2 separate regions of the Mus musculus genome follow, and region 2 is linked to region 1. The links are chromatin loops, found by intact Hi-C in ENCODE. Cell type or tissue: left cerebral cortex. All regions are shown on one strand. Each heading gives the region's core, and the rest is flanking DNA. Links, peaks and the distances in the headings are about the cores only.

Region 1 (10,651 bases), core at 1,545-9,544:
ACATTCCGACCTCTTCATATTACTGCAGTTCCAGTCAGTCAGTCAACCTTTGCTTCTTTCCAAGAACCATCACCCATAGCAGGATGCCTTAATAAGAACTGATCCTGGCACTGAAAACCTCTATGCACAGCCCAAATCAGCCCCACCCTCCCAGATAGACTTCCAAGACTTTTCCATCTCTCCCTCCCTTCCTTCTGAGACAGGGTCTCACTATGTGGCACTGGCTGGCCTCGTTCTCAGAGAGAACCTGCCTGCCTCTGCCTGCTGCTGAGCTGCAGAGATGCCTCTGTGGTTAAGAGCACTGGCTTCTTTAGCTCAGCACCAGTCTTCAGATCTGTGTGGCTACCTACAACTGCAACTCCAGTTCCAGAGAGTGCAGCACCCTCTGCTGGTCTCTCTGGGTACTGGACACATGCATAAAAATAATATTTTTTTAAAGTGGAATGCTATCACTATTTATTTATTTTTTAACAATTTGTTGAGTATAGCATAGGAAAGCAAAGAGCTGGTAGTAATTAGAGTATCTACACGATACCCCAAGGCTTTCCTTTTTATTATTACTGGTACCAGTATTGTTATTATTATGTATATGGGTCTTTTGCCTGCAGGTATATCTGTGCACCACTAGTAGGCTTGATACCCAAGGAGACCAGAAGAAGACATCAGAGTCCCTGGAACTAGAGTTACAGACTGTGATAAGTCACCATGTGGGTGCTGGGACTTGAACCAGATGAGCTATCTCTTCAGCCCTCGAGATTTGTCCTGATGGAGTCTGGGGCACAAATGGCTCCTCACTGGTCACATCTCGAACCTCCCCACCCAGCTGCCCTTGCAGAGGACAGCCTTTCTCCCTTGTCCTGTGTGTCAGAGCTACTTGTTCTTTAGAATCAAACACTCAAATGTTACATCCACAATGCATTTCTGTGGGAGCTGGAGAGATGGCTCAGAGGTTCAGAGCACTGATTGCTCTCCCAGAGGTCCTGAGTTTCATTCCCAGCAACCACAGGGTGGCTCACAACCATCTGCAATGGGATCTGATGCCCTCTTCTGGCGTGTCTGATGAGAGCAACAGTGTACTCACATTTATTAAATAAACAAATCTTTAAAAAAAAAAAAAGTGCATGCCCTTAATCCCAGCACTCGGGAGGCAGAGGCAGCGGATTTCTGAATTCCAAGCCAGCCTGGTCTATAGAGTGAGTTCCAGGGCAACCAGGGCTACACAGAGAAACCCTGTCTTGAGAAAAGAAAGAAAAAAAAAAGCATTTCTGAGTTTCCAACACACCCCTCAAACCCTTGAACTCACCACAGATTTTGGGTTTTGCTTACCCACCGACACTGTATTTTAACATAGTTGGGAATTGTTGTAATCAGCAGCCTTAAATCTCAGACTCCAAAGTCAGCAAGCTGGGGGTGGGGTGGGGGTGGATGGGTTATGTTCAAAACAACCACTGCAAATGTCTTAAGAAGGTACTCATTTACTGGCCTACACTCTCCTGCAGGATTGAAGGCATCACAGTCACAGCCCATAAGAAAAGCTCTGACTCCAGAGGCCTGGAGAGACGGTTTAGCAGTTAAGAACCCTTACGGCTCTCACAGGAGACCTGAGTTGGTTGCCAGCACCCACATGGTGGCTCACAACTGTCTGTGACTCTAGTTCCAGAGGATTCAGCATGCTCTTCTGATCTCCTTAGGCATCAGGCACATACATGGTGCACAGACATATGTGCAAGGAAAACAGTCATACACTCATACTGTATGTAGGTAGGTAGGTAGGTAGATAGATAGATAGATAGATAGATAGATAGATAGATAGATGGATGGATGGATGGATGGATGGATGGACAGATAGATAGACAGATAATGATTGAATGGAGAGGCCCTATTTACCGAAAAATCTTCAAAGCAGAGTCACAAGGCCAATACACTTTAATTTTAGACATATGATAAGATTGCTGATCCATTTAAATTCTTCTCTCCTGGGGCTGGCGAGATGGCTCAGTGGTTAAGAGCACCGATTGTTCTTCTGAAGGTTCCGAGTTCAAATCCCAGCAACCACCTGGTGGCTCACAGCCTTCCGTAACGAAATCTGATGCCCTCTTCTGGAGTGTCTGAGGACAGCTACAGTGTACTTACATATAATAAGTAAATAAATCTTTTTAAAAAAAGTTCCTCTCTCCTCTTAGAGCATGCAATGCAATTGAGTCAATGCATTCTAAAAGCATTTATAATGGGATTCTACAGTACATAAAATAGATTTAAGAGTGATTAAGACGTAGACTCTGATGATAAACGAAATTGTTCAGTTCTCAGCACCACCGCTTACTAAGATGTATATAACCTTGCTGAAGTACTTAATCACCTGTTGTGTTTTGTTTTGTTTTGTTTTTTTCATCTCCACTTATGTCTACAAAAAGGGAATAATAATGAGGCCAAGGTAATAAGCCTGTTTGAAGGATGAAGTCAGCTAATCCGTAAAGTCATAGCACTTCCCGTGTAAACCTCGTCTGTGCCTGTTGTCTTTTGTTGTGAGTGACGCTGTCTCTATTCTGTAGATCTGGCTGTAGCCTGGAACGCTCATCCTGGAGCCCACTCAGGCTGACCTTAGATTTCTGGTAAACCTCCTGAGTGCTGAGATTCATAGGCCTACACCATGCCGTGGTACACCCTTTACAATTAGAGTGAAAGTGAAATGAGTTAATACATGTTTTATACACTTCATGCATGTGTTGGCACCCGGTAGATGTGAGCTGGCATCTCTTGCCCTCACATGTGTTCACATTGTCTGTGTTCTCTCTCAGTGTTCTCATCTGCAAAAGGAAGATAGTAATGAGGCCTCTCTTGTTTGCTTATAAAGGATTGAACAAGGAGCACTACATAGGCCAGGCTGGCCTCAAACTCAGTCCTCCTATCTCAGCCTCCTGAATGCTGGGATTACCTTAATACCTTTTCAGTTCTCAGTAGTCCTGATTTAGGTGTGTGTGTGTGTGTGTGTGTGTGTGTGTGTGTGTGTGTGTGTGTAAGATACAGAGAGACACAGACAGACAGACAGACAGACAGACAGACAGACAGACAGAGACAGGTATCATGGGTGCCTTCTCCCATGAGGAACATGTGGGTCTTCCACAGTCTGCCCTTCCTTCCTTCCTCTCTTTCTTTCTTCCTCTCTCCCTTCCTTCCTTCCTTCCTTCCTTCCTTCCTTCCTTCCTTCCTTCCTCCCTTTCTCCCTTCTTCCCTTCCTCTCTTTCTTTCTTCCTCTCTTTCTTTCTTTCTTTCTTTCTTCCTTTCTTCCTTTCTTCCTTTCTTCCTTTCTTCCTTCCTTCCTTTCTATTTTGGGAACAGGCCTGGGTGTGGGGTGTGCACATCTTTGTAGTTTTCTTTGTTTGTTTTAAGACAGGGTTTCTCTGTATAGCCCTGGCCATCTTGGAACTCACTTTGGAGACCAGGCTGGCCTTGAACTCACAGAGATCTGCCAGCCTCTGTGCTGGGATTAAAGCCATGGGCCACCATCTCCCCTCTCCACAGTTTGTTTCTATACTTCCTTTTCTGAAACATGGTCTGTCACTGAACCTGACAGTAGGCTGGTTGACCATTGAGCCCAGAGCATCTGTCCCTGCTGTCAACACGGGGGACGCTGATGTGTCCGGCTCTGCCCATCTCTTATGCAGATGCTGGGGACTGACTGTAGATCTTCATGTTTGTCCAGCAAGCAGTTTACTCACGGATCCATCTCCCTAGCCCTCAAAACCCTTTTCTAGGTCAAAAAAAAAAAAAAAATCAGGTTTGCTTGCTTTCTAATTAGAGCGTATCACCTGTTTTATTATATAATTGTTGCCATCTTTTTATAATTGTTTATTTGTTTGAAGGTGGGGTGTGACTGTGCGCCCCAGATTGTGTGTGGAGGTCAGTTCCCTCCTTTCACAGTGGGAGTCCTGGGAGTCTAACTCCAGCTTGGAGACAAGTGCTTTTCCCCTGAGCCACCGTATCTCACGTTCTGAGGGAGAAGAGTGTTCAGATAAGCTTGAGGAATGTAGTTCACGGTCAGCAACAGACAAGCATGGTGAGCTAGGCTCTGCTCTTGACTTCCTTCCGGTGGAAACAGGATGAATGAGAAGCAGGGGCCCAGGTGAATGAATAGCCAGGTTTCCCTGGTGGGTGTGGCTGCCTCTCTCCATCATGCCAGCTTCCAGACACCCTCCATTCCCACAGATGCCACTGTGTTACAGGCTGGCCTCTAATTTGATATGACCTTAACGCCCTATGTCCTCCTTGCCCTAGCTTTGCAAGTGTCACCATGCCTATCACAAACCACACATATATAATTTCCTTTTAAAACTTTTATAATAATTATGGTTGTGTTGTGTGCACGTGTGTGTGTGTGTGTGTGTGTGTGTGTGTATGTGTGTGTGCACGAGCGCTTCAGAGGAAAACTTTCAGTACTCAGATCGCTTCTTCCACTCCGTGTGTTGCAGGGATCAAATTAGAATCGCAGAAGAATGGTGTCTATTAAAGTGAAAATATTTTTCCACGTTATAGCAGGTTTTGGACAAGAAACACTTTTCCAGCTCAGGGAGTGGTGGCGCACGCCTTTAATCCTAGCACTTGGAAGACAGAGGCAAGCGGATTTATGAGTTCGAGGCCAGCCTGGTCTACAGAGTGAGTTCTGGGATAGCCAGGACTACACAGAGAAACCCTGTCTCAAAAGAAAAAAAAAAAAAAAAAAAACCGAATTCAAGCCTTCTGGCGCGCTGGGCAGTGAGACTTCAGCCTTCACGAGCGTTGAGCCGTTCCTTCTTCCTCGCCTTACCCAAACCTTATATTTTTAAAGATTCTTTTGAATTCTGCATAGGTAGGGTCCTTGATGTACTTTGTTTGGATAGCCATTTATCATTTTGAAACATGGTAAATTCTGCACTTCCCTTTGTGCTCTCTAACATAAGCATGCCCAGAAAGTGCAGACCGACCTACTACATGTCTGTACTTTACACAGGTAGGCAGGCCATTCGGGAATGGGAAACTCGTGGGCTCAGCAGCTCTTTCGTTTATGAGCCAAGCACACCTTGGAAGTCCAGCGTGAATTGCGTAATCTGTAGTAACTACCGATGGATTAACATGACGAGTAGTACTGTAGTCCTTTGTTCTCACTACTGAAGAGGAAGCAAAGCCTACTACCCTCAGCGGCTCGTTGGTCTAGGGGTATGATTCTCGCTTTGGGTGCGAGAGGTCCCGGGTTCAAATCCCGGACGAGCCCAGCTACTTTTTGCCTTTTCTTTTACTCTCCATCTTCTCAAAGTAGTTGACAAGTTCCTCCTGTTAAAGCCACAAAAAAACAAGGACGAGAAGAGCAAAAAGTTCCTCCTTGAGCGAAATACACTACTCAAGCCCTAGGATCTTGCCAAAAAAAAAAAAAAAAAAAAAGAGGGAGGGAGGGAGGGAGGGAGCTGGTGGCTTTGATCCGGAGAACCCAGAGACCGGTTCAACCCAGATCAACGCGATTCTCCCAGGTGAAGGAAAGCTGTTTTGGAGAGGGTTTCCCAACTCTGTACAGAGAAGCCCGGGTGTCTCAGAAGTAGCTAGGACACAACGACTGTCCCAGGGGAGGGAGGAGCATCGCAGGCCGGGCCCAGGGGTGCGATCCGCTGCGTGGTCCACCTGCACCATCTGCATTGCGCCCTTTCTTCCCGCCTGAGGCCACGGGCTGGCGGTGGCTCTCGCACCTTCCTCTGGTCCACACAGGTAATCGCGGGCTCTCATCGTGGTTTTGCCACGCTGGCGAGAGAGGCGCAAAACACAAGCGGGAAATGTTACCCCAGACATGCTATACCCCAGGGTGCCGCACCGTCGGCTGCTGACCCGCTCTGAGATTCTAGCAGCCGCACAAGGAACCTCCACGCACCCCGGCCCTGATCTTCGGAGGACCGTCTGTCCTGCACAGTGACTGTGACCTTCAGAACGCGGGCTTCCACATGGGCAGTGTGAAACGTCAGCCGAGTACCAAGTGGTTCCTTGGGCCAAGATCAAGGGAACTCGACACTGGCGGGTCTTTGACTGCTCCTCACTTTGCTAGTGGTGGAAAGGGACCAGAATGGTGGAGTTCCTCTGAAATTACAGTCTTTGAATTCACCCTTTCAGGGCGGGTTTGAAATCCGACTCTACTTCCAGCTCAGACTGTCAGGTCCCGCCCCAAGACGCCTCAACGGTCATAAAGTGAATCAGAGAGAGTGCCTTACGTGGCTCGTTGGTCTAGGGGTATGATTCTCGCTTAGGGTGCGAGAGGTCCCGGGTTCAAATCCCGGACGAGCCCAATTTTATCTCCCATACAACGTAAACCTGACCTCAGTTGTATTCCGGAGATTTAACTGGCAACAAATTATCTTTTAAAAGAACTAAAACTCTGCTCTTAGAAAGAGTTGAGTCTCCAGTCACAGGTGGTTCAGACTTCGGCCTGCACTTCCAACCACAGCGCTTGGCTCAGGAGGCTAGAGTTTTAACATTTTTGAAAATTAAATTATGTTTTATTCTATTACTTATTGGGGGTTGGGGCAACGCCACTGGGGAGATCAAAGAGCACTTTGAGGAAGTCAGTTTTCCTTTTCCGCGGTGTGCGCCCCTGGGGCTGGAACTCAGGTGGTCCTCGCAAGGAGCCAGACTTGGTGAGGGGAGCCTGGAGCCCGAAGAGGGAGTGCCGTGTTAGAACGCCAGAGTGGGGGACTCCATCCAGCCCCTCAAGAAGTTTTATTTAGGTTTAGTTATAGTGGGAAGAACAGGCTGGGAAAAGACCATTGGCTGTCAGTTTATTTTTATTTTGCTGCTACCAGACATAGAATCTAGGCGCTCATGCACGCCGGTCAAGCACTGCTATTTATTTATTTATTTTAATTACATTTATCTAATCTATCCATCTGTTATCTACCTATCAACCTATTCATCTATCTATCTGTCCACCTATTATCTACCTGTCTATCCCCCCCCCCTCTCTCTCTCTCTCTGTGTGTGTGTGTGTGTGTGTGTGTGTGTGTATTTAGAGTGTGGAAGGCAACTTTCAAGAATTGGCTTCCTCCTACCAGTCCACCATGTGGGGCAGGCCTGGGCTTGGCCACCAATGCTTCCGACCACAGAGCCCTCCAAGACCTGCTTTGTTTTGGTTTTGCTTGTTTGTTTTACTTTTTTGTTTTGTTTTTTTTTTTTTTAGTTTAGCTTAGTTTAGTTTTTAGTTTTGTTTTGAGACAGAGTTTCTCTGTGTAACCCTGGCTGGCCTGGAACTTCCTCTGTATAAAAGGCTGGACTTCAATTCACTCTGTCTTTAGGATGCTGGGAATCAAAGGTATGCACTCAGACTTTAAAAAAACAAAACAAAAAAAACAAAACAGAGTTGAAATATCATCTGGTACATCTGGGAGTCAGAAAAGTGATTAATTAATAAGTTATTAATTCCTATTTTCTTGACGAAAAAGGCTCTTTGGAAGGCAAAGCTTTTGCCCAGTAGGCTAGCTATGTAAGTAGGCTTGGTGTGAAATGAAACTTATCATATCATTGATAAGTTATTTCTCTGCCACCGGTGACATGAGCTGGTTTAAGCCACATTAAAATACACTAAAGGCAGGTTTACTGCGAAGCTGCTCTCAGTCGAGCTCACTGGTCACAAAGATCACCAAGGGGAGAGAAGTGGTGGTAGGGGGAAGAGAAAGAGAGAAAGGGCACAGAGAGAGGAGAGAAGGAGGGAGCGAGGGAGAGAGAGAGAACCAAAATGGCTGAATATAGGGAAGAGGGAAGAGGTGCCTTTTGGGGAAGGGCAGTCCAGTCAGCTCGTGGGCTGGAAAGTTCAGGGTTGGGGGCAGGGTATGCCAGGTAGGAACTGAAGGATGTTATGGGGGTATTGGCTTTCTGTCTCTTATAGCCCCATGAGATGGAGAGGGAGGGAGACGGGGAGGAGGGAGGGGGAGAGGGAAGAGGGAGAACGAGAAGGAGAGAGCACAAATTAGATCTATGCTAAGGAGCCCTCCTTGGATTCTAAAGCCTTGTAACCTCCTGTGATTTGAATGTGGAATGCGCTCCTCCTGATAGGCTCCTCCCGATAGACTCCTCCCCATAGGCTCCTCCCTTAGACTCCTCCCCATAGGATCCTCCCTATAGGCTCATAAGCTTGAACACTTGGTCTCCAGCTGCCGGCACTGTATGGAAAGGTTGTGGAACCTTTAGGGAGTATGTTCTTGCGGGGCAGGCCTTGAAGTTTTATTTATAGTCCTCTCTCTGCTTCCCGACTATAGATGCGGTGTAAGCAACCAAACGATGCTTTCGGCTGCCACGCCTCTCACAGTTTACAACTCCATCCTCTCTCTTCTTTAGCTGCTTCTTGTCAGATGTTTGATCATAACTACAAAAAGAATAACTGATGCAGAAGCCAAGGGAAGCATCAGTAAAGCGGAGGAGAGTACAACACAAGTGATGAAAAAATACCCCTCCGCACCACACTTTATTTCAGAAGGAAGGAGAATGCATAAGTCAGCACCTATGGGACCCCCACCACCACCACCAAACAGTGGCCCTGGACAGAAATTGTGACAATTCGAGACTAGCCAGTGGGTGAAAGGGATGAGAGATATGTAGTCCCAGGTGAAACCCCCTTTACTGTACCCCCTGTCTTAGTTAGGGTTATTGTGAAGAGACACCGTGACCAAGGCAACTCATAAAGGAAAACAGGAGCCTGCTTACTGTTTAGAGGTTCAGTCCATTATCATCATGGTGGGAAGCATGGTCATGTGCAGGCAGACTTGGTGCTGGAGAAGAAGCTGAGAGTTCTACATCTTGATGCAAAGGCAGCCAGGAGGAGACTGGATTCCACACTGGGCATTTAAGACCTCAAAGCCCAGGCCAGGCAGAGGAAGCACACGCCTTTAATCCCAGCACTCAGTAGGCAGAGATAGGCAGATTTCTGAGTTCGAGGCCAGCCTGGTCTACAAAGTGAGTTCCAGGACAGCTGGGGCTACACAGAGAAACCTTATCTTGAAAAAAACAAAACAAAACAAACAAACAAAACCTCAAAGCCCGCCTCCACAGTGACACATTTCCTCTCACAAGGCCACACCTCCTCCATGGGCCAAGCATCCAAATACGTGAGTCTATGGGGCCAAAGCTATTCAAGCCACCACACCCCCTTTATGGACAAAGAGACGATCTCCACTATCCTTCTGATTTAGTGTCCGCCTGCCACAGAGCCCACATGGTGTGTAGAGGCTCCCTGTTGAATTGCAGGTTTATTGGCTCAGTGGCTATTGGAGCATTGTAGTGACCCCAAAGTGCCAAGAGCAATGGCAGCAGTTGGGATCTTGGGATGGTGCAGGGGATAAGGACTAAGCCTGTGTCTTAGTTAGGGTTTCTACTGCTGCAGTGAAACACCATGACCAGAAAGCAAGATGGGGAGGAAAGGGTTTATTCAGCTGTTTATCTTTGAGGGAAGCCAGGACAGGAACTCAGACAGTGGAGGATCCCAGAGGCAGGAGCTGAAGCTGAGGCCACGGAGGGCTGCTTGTCTTAGTTTGGGTTTCTATCGCTATGTAGTGACACCGTGATCACGGCAACTCTTATGAAGGAAAACATTTCATTGGGGCTGGCTTGCAGTGTCCATTATCACCATGGCAGGAAGCATGGTGGCATGTGGGCAGACATGGTGCTAGAGAAGGAGCTGAGAGTTCTTCATCTGGATCGGAAGCCAGGGAAGGGACAGTGAACCAATAGGCCTTGCTTGAGCTTCTAAAACCACAAAGCCCACCCATCAGTGACTCTCTTCCTCCAACAAGGCCACACTTCGCAGTAGTGCCAGCCCTTGAGTCTATGGAGCCATTTTTATTCAGACCACCATGGTGCTGCTCATTGGCTCACTCTTCATGGTGTGCTCATCCTGCTTTCTTATAAAACTCAGGACCACCAGCCTAGGCATGGAACCACCCACAGTGGGCTGGGCCCTCTCCCATCAATAACTAATTAAGAAAATATCTTAGGGCTTGAGAGATGGCTCATTGCTTAAGAACACTGACTGCTTGCTCTTCCAGAGGTCCTAAGTTCAATTCCCAGCAACCATGTGGTGGGTCACAACCATCTGCAATGGGGTCTGATGTCCTCTTCTGGTGTGTCTGAAGAGAGCAATGGTGTACCTATATACATAAAATAAATACATCATTAAAAAAGAGAGAGAGAGCCGGGCGTGGTGGCACACACCTTTAATCCCAGCACTCGGGAGGCAGAGGCAGGCAGATTTCTGAGTTCGAGGCCAGCCTGGTCTACAGAGTGAGTTCCAGGACAGCCAGGGCTATACAGAGAAACCCTGTCTTAAAAAACCGAGAGAGAGAAAGAGAGAAAGAGAGAGAGAGAGAGAGAGAGAGAGAGAGAGAGAGAGAGAGAGAGAGAGAATAGCTTACATCTGGGTCATATGGAGGCATTTTTCTCATTTCCCTCCTTCAGATAACTCTATCCTGTGTGTCAAGTTGGCATAAGTTTACACAGTAAGTCGCAGTGATAGCAATTGTCTCTCTCCAAGGGTAAACCCTGAGTGAACTTCTTCTCAGCAGGAGAATCTACTGGGGGTGGACACACTGCTGGTGCTCACCCTGCACGCCGCCATTGCAGAATTTCACCTGAGAGTGCAAAATGTCAAGAC
Region 2 (10,651 bases), core at 1,043-9,042, 69 kb before region 1:
TGCTCTTTTTTTGAAAATAGCAGGAGAAATAGAGAAGTGGATCTGGACGGGAGGGCGGTGGGACCAGGAGTTGTGGAGGGAGGTAAAACTGCAGTTGGGATTTAATGTATGAGAAAAAATTTTTTTAAAAAAGTATAAATGATAGTCTTTCAGATTTCAAATACTAACCCATTTTCAAAGAATGACATTTGTTTCATATAAAGATACATTTGTATCTACATGGTACTAGCAATTGAACTAGGAGCTTTGTGCATACAAGGGAAGTGGTTTACAGCTGAGACATACTCTCAACCCTGTCTATTCTCATCATTCAAGACTGTCCCTCCTGTGCTGGCTAGTTTTAACATCAAGTTAACATAGGTCAGGAAGAGAGACCAACTGAGAAAATGCCCCCACCAGACTGTCCTGTAAGACAGTTTCTTGTGGTGATTGGTGTGGGAGGGCCCAGATCGTTGCAGGCAGTGCCAGCGATGGGTGGGTGGTCCTGGGATTGTAAGGAAACAAGCTAAGCAATAGGAAGCAAGCAGCACTCGCTCTGCTTCAGTCCCTGCCCTGCCTGAGTCCTTGTCCTGCCTTCCCTCAGTGATGGACATTACCTGTACTGTAGAGGACATAAGCCCTTTCCTACACAAGTTGCTTTTGGTCCCGGTCAAGGTGTTGTATCACAGCAAAATAAACTCCCTTTGCATTATTGCATTAGCTAGGACCTCCAGTAACAATGGCATGTAAAGATATTGCCTGACAAATGATATTTACTTTAAGTAAATGGTATTTACTGTATTGAGTATGGGCCATCATACTCAATTTTCTCTACATTTTTAGTACTACCCCTTATGAGGTTTCAAGTCTGTATCATCAGTAGATGATACATTTTAACAAATGTGTGTTGGATCCATTGAAACTGTTGCGTGGTATTTGTCCTTCAGTCTAAGCACAGTGATTTCATCACTAACAATTCTTCTAACATCATAATGGCCCTGGAACGTTACTGTGAATTCACTGTATTTTTAGATGGACTTCACCTGCCAGTCTTTACTTGGAATAAATGAAGCTATGATCATGGAAGAGTGTCACTAAATTTTTATGTTTCTTTCGATTACACCTTGAATGTTTTATTGCGGGGAGAGACAGGCACATGCCACCACACATGTGTGGAGGTCAGAGAACAACTGAGGGGACTCAGCCCCCTCCTCGAGTCTGAGGGTTTCAGGGAATGAACACAGGATATCAGACTTGACAGCATGTGCTTTTACCCACTGACATCTCACAGCCCTGATTACACTTCCCAGCAGGTATTCTCTTATCTGTCAATACTTCATACATATATACACTGCATTCTAATTACACGTCCTTCCCACTCCTATTAAGCCGCCTCCTCCTTAGAAATGCCTTTCCCACATTAATGATGTTTTATTTTGTGAACCACTGAATTTATCCAGGGCCATCTGTGTGATCCTGGGGTTGGAACTTTCCATTGGAAGACGGTGGGCTCACCGATAGGGTCACAACTAAAAGCAAAGACTCGCCCCTCCTAGAACGTTTCAGCATCCAGCAGTGCAGCAGGGAAGGGTAGAGAGCCATCCCCCATCCACAGCTGCCTGGTGACAGGTCTAGTCCTGTAGAGTTCCTCGGGCAGGTAACTGATCTTCTTGAGTTCAAGACAGAGCCGCTGTGTCAGGCCCACGGTGGCAATTTGCACACAGCCCTTCTCCTTATTTTCCAGCTCTTGCGTTCTTCCCACTTCTCATTCCGAGGTGTTTTCTGAGCCTTGGAGGTGGTGATGGAAATGTCCTGTTTAGGGCTGAACACTCATCCATCCTTTATTCTCAGCACCTAGGGCAGCTGTGGGCTCTAAGTTCACAGCAGAGAGGAGCTTCTGTCATTAAGAGTAAGTGAGCGCCGGGCGTGGTGGTGCACATCTTTAATCCCAGCACTCGGGAGGCAGAGGCAGGCGGATTTCTGAGTTCGTGGCCAGCCTGGTCTACAAAGTGAGTTCCAGGACAGCCAGGGCTATACAGAGAAACCCTGTCTCAAAAAAACAAAAACAAAAACAAAAACCCAAAACAAAACAAAACAACAACAACAAAAGAGTAAGTGAGCATTTGTCCGTGGCCGTGAGCCTAGATGCTCATAAGGCACTTTGAGCCAATATCAGTTGAAACAGCAGTACTAAGTCTGCTACTAGGGCCTGTAACTCCCCAGCCATGTGTTTCTGATGAGGTTTAAAGTTCCATGCACGGGTTTCCTCCTGCATTACCAGCCTCAGATCCAAGCAGAGACGGTGAACACACTTTTCTAGCAGGTTGGTTTGGAAGTTCACAGTCCTGGACATTATCCAGGCTGCCAGGAGTGGTGCGAGGGCTGTTACCTCCACAGTCTTTATTTTTTAAATATTTAAAGACTCTTTCTTTCCTTTCTTTCTTTCTTTCTTTCTTTCTTTCTTTCTTTCTTTCTTTCTTTCTTTCTTTCTTTTTCTTCCTCCCTCCCTCCCTCCCGCCCTCCCTCCCTTGCTCCCTTCCTCCCTTCCTCTCTTTTTCTCTTTCATTCTTGCATTGTTATTGTTTTGGTTTTTTGTTAGTTTGTCTGTTTGTTTTTCAAGAAAGGTTTCTCTGTGTAGCCATGGCTGTCCTGGAACTTGTTCTGTAGACCCGGCTGACCTTGAACTCAGAGATACATCTGCCTCTGCCTCTGCCTCGCCAAGTGCTGGGATAAAGGCATGTGCTGCCACCACAGGCCAGATTCTTTTTTTTTTAATTCACCTGTGTGTGTGAGTATACGCTGTATGCATGTAGATTTCTGTCAAGGGCGTCAGATCCCCTAGAGCAGGGGTTACAGGCAACCATGAGCCACCTGATATGGAACCATGCTGGCAACTGAGCTCAGGCCCTCTGGGAAAGTGCTGCTAACCATTCGACCATCTCTGTAGCCTCCCCAATACTATTATTTAACCATAGCAACTGTTTAACACCTTGGTTTTTCATTGCTGCCTCACAGCTATGTTGTTAAATACCCATAATTTAATTTCAGAACTCCTCACCCAGGTGTTAAGAGCCCCCTTGTCTCAATCCAAGATATTCACCCTAAACTCTTTTTATTACTGTCATTCCCCTCAGTTATTATTTTTTTGAAATATTTATCTGTTTTATAAATTTTATTTTTTTTAAATCTATTAGGTTTCTACCTGTTTCTATGTTTGACCTAATTTGCTGAGTCTATTATAAAGAACAGATGTGTTTAAGGTCACAGTTAATGACCGATATAATTTGACAGTTTTGGGACATCTATTATCCTTGCTTATAATTTTGACACCTATCATTTTCCACATTTGTTGGATAAAAATTAACTTATTCCCTAATCTCACCCCCAGTTTAGTATTTTGCAAGCCATTTTCTTGGGTTTGTTTGGTTTTGATTTGATCGTGTCCCATAGCCCACACTGGCCCAAACTCGTGAGCATCTCGCCTCAACCTCCGGATGGTAAGGACCACAGGCACATGCGACCTTGAAGCTACAACTTGTCTTACTCACACTGTTTGACACAATCCCTTCCAGCCTTCTAGCCCCACCTATTGCAGCGGCTAAAGAATGCAAACTTCAACTGCACAGCTTGTCAGTCTCTACATAAACCACAAAATTCTCAGTGCTCTCTCCTGGTTCTTGATGTCTTCTCAATAAGCAAACAAACAAACGAACAAAAAATAGCCTACTGTAACTTTATGGAGCAAATCATGAAAGTTCAATCAAATATATGCAAACATAATATAGCTGGGTAAAAGTTCTCTGAGTCAGCTGTTCCCTATGAATCCAGTGACTTCCAGTCCTTGAGTTCACCACCTATAAACTGAAACTTGTTGAGGGGATAGCATTGGTACTGACCATGACAGCCCTCTTCCTTAGAACAACTGTTTACTAGCTGTTAGAATGACATGATGCAGGTACTCAGAGTGGAGAAAGCTACTCAGAACACTGCTGTTTCATAAGGAACTAGAGCGGCAGTGAGGTTTATTTGTTAAAACAAGATCTCACTCTGTAACCTGGGCTGGTCTTGAACTCACAATCCTTCTGCCTCAGCCTCCCAAGTACTGGGATTACAGGTTCCCCCATGGATGTCATTACTGACGGAGAGGGAGTCTTAGAGCCAATGCTCTTAAATTAAGAGCTGAGCAGAGTGGCTCGTGCCTGTAATCCACACTTGAGAACTGAAGGGGAGGCAGGGTGAGAAGTTTAAATAATCCTCTACTACATTGAGAGTCTGAGGCTAGCCTGAGCTACCTGAGGCCCTAGCTCAGAAAGAACAAAAAGAAAAACAAAAAGCTGTAATTGTTTCCCATCTGCTACTCCAGACAACAAAGGCCTATAAAAGCACAAACGCACCACCAGATGGCACCAAACCACAGCCAGACTGAATCAATTTGGCTAACTTACAGCCAGCGACTTGTAGAGCCAATGCACGCAACCTTTCTCACTCCCAAAATCTCACTCACAGTCTCCACATTTTTCTTTCTCCTCTGCACAAAACCATCCAATTTACACTATCTTCACATTCCCAAAAAGTCCAAACCATTTCTCGTGGTTTGAATTTTGGGGAAGTATTTACTACCTAGTTTATCTCAAAGCTGTCGATGCTAACCGGTAAGGAAAAATGTCAAAGGAGGAAATGAAAGATGGAAGGCAGTCTGTTCTAGGAGCAGATTATGTTGGGGCTAAGAAATGGCTCAGCCATTAAGGGCAATCCCTGCTCCTCCGAAGGTCCCCACTTTGGTTCCCAGCACACACATCAGGTGGCTCACAGCCATCTGTGTGCACCTCCAGCTCCCAGAGAGCCAATGCCAATGCCCTCTTCTGACGTCCAAAGTAACCTTCAGCATGTGACTTACACTCATACACATAAAATCAATACTTAAAAAACTAGAGTATATCATGACCTAGTAGAACCTTTTAAAGACTTGCTTTTTTGATTTGTGTGTGTGTGTGTGTGTGTGTGTATACATAAATTATTTCTTGTGTGTGAGATGTGTTTAGCCTGCTTGTTTCTGTGCACCACCTTTCAAGTAGTGGGTGTGGAGGTCAAAGGCGGCAGTGGATGCCTTGGAACTGGAGTTAAGATGTTTGAGCCACTATCCAAGGGCTGACTCAAACCTGGGTCTGCTGGAGGAACCGTCAAGGATCTTAATCACTGGGCAATCTCTGCAGCCCAACACCCAACAGAACTTAATAGAAGCAGTTAAAAGTCAGTATGTGTGTTTGTGTGTCGAGAGGGAGTGTGATACTACAACTCTTCACAGATGCTTGAAGGTGGGCTCTGGAGCCTGCTAACTCTGAGTTGAAATACCTGCTTCTACACTCAGACGTTATTCAGCATGGTGTTGTTGAGAGTAAATTATGCTAGTATATAAAATCCTCAGAACTATTCCTAGCAATATAATAATGAAACTTTGTATATATTTTGTTGGGGTTTTTGTTATTATTTTTGTTGTTGCTTTTCAGTTTTGTTTGCCCTTATTACTTTTAAATATATGAAAGGAGGCAAATTTCAGTGTCTTCAGTTCCTAAAGTAATTCCAGGCAATAGTGACACATTATCCCACACTTGGAAGTCAGAAGCCAAGGCAAGAAGGAACCTGACAAAAAGCAACATCAACAACAACAAAAACCCCAGGTCGGCTTAGCTGTAGAATGCTTGAACTGCATTGATGGGGCCTGAGTTTAACTCCCAGCCAGCACTGCACAGAACGGTAATAATCGTCAACTGAACTTCATCCTATGTGCAATTAAAACTCCCTTTAATGATCTAAAGGGAGAAAGGGGAAAGAGAGAAAGGATGGAGAAAGGTAAGAGAAAGGTAGGAACACCTTTACAGTCACACACACGCGCACGCACGCGCACACACACACACACTCACACACAGACACACACAGATGGCATTTAGGACGTTAGCTTATCCGACGTTGACTTACTAGCTTCTCTGCCCCTAAAGAAATTACCTGTCATCCATGTCCTCAACAGTAAAATGTATTCATTTTTCTCTTTCTTTTTTTTAAACCTTTGTTCTCCTGTCTCTTTATGTAGCCCTGGCTGTCCTGGAACTCAATCTGTAGACCAGGCTAGCCTCAGTCTCATGGAGATTTACCTGTCTCCCAAATGCTCCCATTAAAGGCCTGCGCACCATGCCTGGCTTTAATGACAAAGTTTAATGTGGCCTACACTAAGATTAAGCATCTCAACTGTAAGGGGACAGGACAAGGCATTTGGTCTCCACTGCTTGAGAACAACGACCCACCAGCCTACTTCAGTCTGTTTCTAAATATTATGTAAGGAAGACTGTCCGTTGTTACATAATCTGATTTGTGACAAAAAGCTTCGAAGTATGATGAGCTTACACGTTCTCTACATCAAGTCCCCAAAGGCAGAAACTGCTCATCCTGTCTGTCACTGCAGCCCACGCGTTAAGTAGTACCTGGCTTTATCACTTCCTTTCCATGTATTTATTGCATATTGGAAAGGCGCCCATGCCACAGTCCAAGTGTGGGGGTAAAAAGACAACGTTCAGGGACAGTTCTTTCCTTCTGTCATGTGAGCTCTAAGGATCAAACTCACATCTGCAAGTGCGGGGTCAAGCACCTTTAGTCCCCAAGCTATCACAACAGCTCTTATTCAAGAATTAAGGTTAGTAATGCATTGTATTCTTTCCAGGACACAAAAGAATTGTAATATCTTTTACACATACCCCATTACTATAGTAGTTGTATCAGAATAAGGAACTACAATGATTACTGCGTTCCCGCAGTCAAAGGAGATTATGAAAACATCTCCTGTGACCAACAACATTGGTATCACTTAGACTTATTAGACTGAAAATGTCAAGCCAAGCCACAGACCCATTAAACCAGAAACGTGCGCACCAGGTATGATGGTGACCAGCTGTGGCCCAATGTACCAGGAAGGCTGAGGCAGGAGGACCATTTGACCTCACAAATGTAGCCAGCCTAAGTAACAAATATAACAAGACCTCATCTTGAAAAACAAAAAATTCTATCCTAGCAGTCTGTATTTTTACAAGCCCTTCAAATAATTCTAATATGTGCTCAGATTTGAAAAGCAATGGTTTTCAAAAAAGATGTTTTGTCATACAGATGGGGGAAAAAAACAATATAAGATTCAATGAAACTAAATGACATGAAAAAATAGCACAATACATGAGAGGTTGTTTTGGGTTTTGTTTTTTTTTCCCACCACTTAAAGCAGAGCTGGGGGCTTTAGTGTTGTAGCTGTAGTGTAGAACACTTGCTTAGATGTGTGAGACCCTCAGTGCAATGCCAAGGTAGGGGGGGACTGGAAAGACGGTTGAAGGGTTACAACCACTTGCCATACAAGTGTGGCTCTCTGAGTCTGACTCCCAGAACCCGCAGCAGGAGAGAACTGACTCCTGAAAGTTGTCCTCTGACCTCTACACTTGCTTCATGGCACACGCGTGCTCACATACAGAAACACAACAGTAATGAAGGGCTTTTAAAGGAAAGAAGAGGGCAGAAGGATGGCTTAGGCAGGGCTAAAGGTGCGGACCACCAAGACCTGGAACCCACATGGTGAATGGAAGAACTGACACCTACAGGTTGTCCTCTTTGACAAACCGCATGGAGTGTGTGTGAGTGTGTGTGTGTGTGTGTGTGTGTGTGTGTGTGTATGAGAGAGAGAGAGAGAGAGAGAGAGAGAGAGAGAGAGAGAGAGAGAGAGAGAGAGAACACACCTGGATCAGGCATCATAAGGTTGCATTTAATGTGTAATTAATATATGGCACAGTTGAACTTAGTACATACCACATTTTAATGTTTTTTATGCCTATGACATATTTTAATGGTTATCTTGTATGTATAAGTATTCTGCCTGCATGTTTGGGGGTCAGAAGACCACATTGGATCTCCTGACACTGAAGTTACAGATGGCTGTGAGCCACCATGTGGGTGCTGGGAATCCAACACTGATCCTTTGGAAGGGTATAGCCAATCAATATTGCTGAGCCACCTCTTTAGCACCTACCGGACATATTAGTTATTAGTGAGAAAAAAGAATAGATCCACAGTAGAATGCAGAGCACCTTCCTAATGCTTCAACCTTTACTACAGTCCTCGTGTTGTGGTGACCCCGACCATAAAGTTGTATTTGTTGCAACTTCATAACTGTAAGTGCGCTGCTGCTATGAATCATAATATAAATACCTGTTTTACTCTGCTCTCAGTGAAAGGGTTAAACCCCACAGGTTGAGAACTTCTGATGTAGAGGAAGAGAGCCTGATGAAATGTTTAGGGGCAGTTAAAATAACAAAGCCAGCCTGTGGCTGAGTAGATAGAGGCACTTAAGACAAAGCCTGACAACTGGAGTTTGATCTCCCGGATTTCCAGATGGAAAGAGAGCCCTCTAACCTCTACACATGCACCAAGGTGGGGGCATTAGCACACCCACAAGTAAATATAAAAAAGTAAACAAATACATGGATGAGAATTAAGAACAACACTTCACTGGCTTTTAAATGAAGTTCAACATGTCTTTTATTGTTATAGTTTTTGTTTTTTTGAAACAGGGTTTCTCTGTAGCTCTGGCTATCCCGGAACTCGCTCTGTAGACCAGGCTGACCTCGAACCCTCTGCCTCCTGAGTGCTGGGGCTAACGGTGTGTCCCACCACATCCAGCTCACCTGTGACTTTCTGAGCAATATTACATGCGTATTTTTACTCTATGCTGCATTTGTTATAGCTATCCCAAAGTAGAAGTTAGAGTGAGCGCTACTTTGTAATGACCGCAGTAAAACAGAACGTATGCAGGAGTTAGAGGCCCATGAACTACACAGTGAGTGCCAGGCTAGACTGAGACAGGTAGCCAAGGTCCTGACTCAAAATTACATACATCCATGCATACATGCATGCATACACACACACACACGCACACACAAACACAGACTAACTAATAAGCATGCCCCCAACTCCAGGACAGGGTGAGAGAGAGGAGGTGCAGCAAACTCAGAGAGGATGGCATGGACGCTGCCCTGAAAACAAGCTTGGCTTTCTTAAAGAGCAGACTGTCACGCACAGACAGTGAGAGCCCATGGCACGGACAACTGCTTGCTAAGGAAGGTCCCAGAAGACTCAGAGTGAGTTCGATGGAATATTCATACTCACTCTTCTGAACATTTCAGCAGACACAGAGGGCCACGCAGGCAGGCGTGCTTCATGCCAGTATTCACAGTATTCACAGCTGCTTCAATAAATGAGACGCTGCGACCAAGACAAGATTGCATAGTTTCAGAGGGTAAGAAAGAGTCCATGACCATCACTGTGGGAAGCATGGTGGCAGACATGGCCCTAGGACAGCTGATTCTGTCTCACATCTTGAGACAGAATCATGTGGCAGAGAGACTCAGAATGACATGAGTCATTTGAAACCTCAAAGCACCCCTAGTGACGAACCTTCTCCAACAAAGCCACACCTTCTAATCCTCCCAGAGAAGTTCCACCACCTGGGTACCAAGTATTAGAATATCTGAGCCTCCTGGGGCCATTCTCATTCACAGCAGGGAGCATCCCAAACAAGCCTTTCATGTGCAGGCAAACACACAACCGCTGAGCTACCTCTGCTGCCAGTGCTGTTATCCTTTCTAGTGAGCACTGTACACACCCACCACTTCAAAAGTTAGAAAAACTTACAGTCAGAGAAATGCCACTTTAATAATGGAAGGAAAAGCTACCCCAAGCCAGTAATAAAACTAATTCTGCAGGTGTCAAAATAAAATGAAGCTTTAAACCATCAACTTAGAATATACTTAAGTCCTAATCTTAACCCCAAAGGGGGCCTCACACAGCAAGTGTGGTCCAGCATCTGTTATGAGCAAAGACAGACATATGTAAGGCAGATGCCAGGAACATCTGCATACGCCAGCAAAGAAAGCTAACATGCAGTTAAGTGTGAATACTGGGATAAATGGCCCTTCATTTTCACAGAAGAGCATCCTAGTTGGGAGAAAGAATACACATGCAGGCATGCTAGTTCACAACACTATTGTATGAAGTTATCATTTTAAATAGGATGTCACAAGTCCCTGTTCATTTCGGTACTCCCCTGCTTCAAGTGATTATTTTATCATATATATGATAGATAGATAGATAGATAGATAGATAGATAGATAGATAGATAGATAGATATCCCTATTAAAAAATGACCTGAGTGAACAATGGTAGGTGTCTCATCCAGTTTCCTGTATTTTTTAGCAAGCACTCTTCTTAATATGCATGCACATTGCTTAGCATACATCTTATCAGTTACTTCAGGCTGATGAGTGTATGGTTATTGTACTAAATCACGTTTTTTATTCCCCATCCTTGTAAGAAACTACAAGTAATTTAGTAAGAACTAAAAGCTCACTTCTTTTTGGCAACTAAATGACCATGTAGGATTTCACACTAGAGCAGCAGTGACCCCACCCCCATGGTTACTATGGGAACCACGATGCAAGAGTAATCAGGAGAGTACAGGAGATGTACAATCCTGCCAAGGTTTACAACACCCATAATAACTCAGTGGGCATGTGTTGATATTTTTGTCTATGTTTTAAATTTTGTATGTTGCTTTTTTTTTTATTCCATCATATGCCAGGCAGTGGTG

Evidence for each region. Hi-C counts contacts between places; a loop is a spot of excess contacts. Peaks named below come from ENCODE experiments on the same cell type or tissue, not always from the same donor. Only the 100,000 strongest peaks of a DNase experiment are listed, where the experiment ranks them.
Region 2: a loop joins it to region 1, with 4 times the contacts of the local background. A loop is called at or near these places in 31 of 42 quality-filtered maps.

Annotation. Positions count from the first base shown.
Region 1 is chr3:51,353,178-51,363,828 of GRCm38, forward strand. It overlaps n-TPtgg7 (a tRNA gene), which reads left to right and starts at 5,177; the gene lies at 5,177-5,248. It overlaps n-TPagg5 (a tRNA gene), which reads left to right and starts at 6,230; the gene lies at 6,230-6,301. In left cerebral cortex, for the core only: no CTCF peak of the experiment used is centred there; DNase peaks (open chromatin) are centred at 5,165, 5,768, 6,221 and 8,189; H3K4me3 peaks cover 1,161 bases.
Region 2 is chr3:51,284,922-51,295,572 of GRCm38, forward strand. The region is part of intron 4 of Elf2 (E74-like factor 2); the gene reads right to left. Among named protein-coding and RNA genes, the nearest start is that of 4930577N17Rik, 13 kb to the left of the region's middle. In left cerebral cortex, for the core only: a CTCF peak has its summit at 4,373 (motif pointing right); a DNase peak (open chromatin) is centred at 4,389.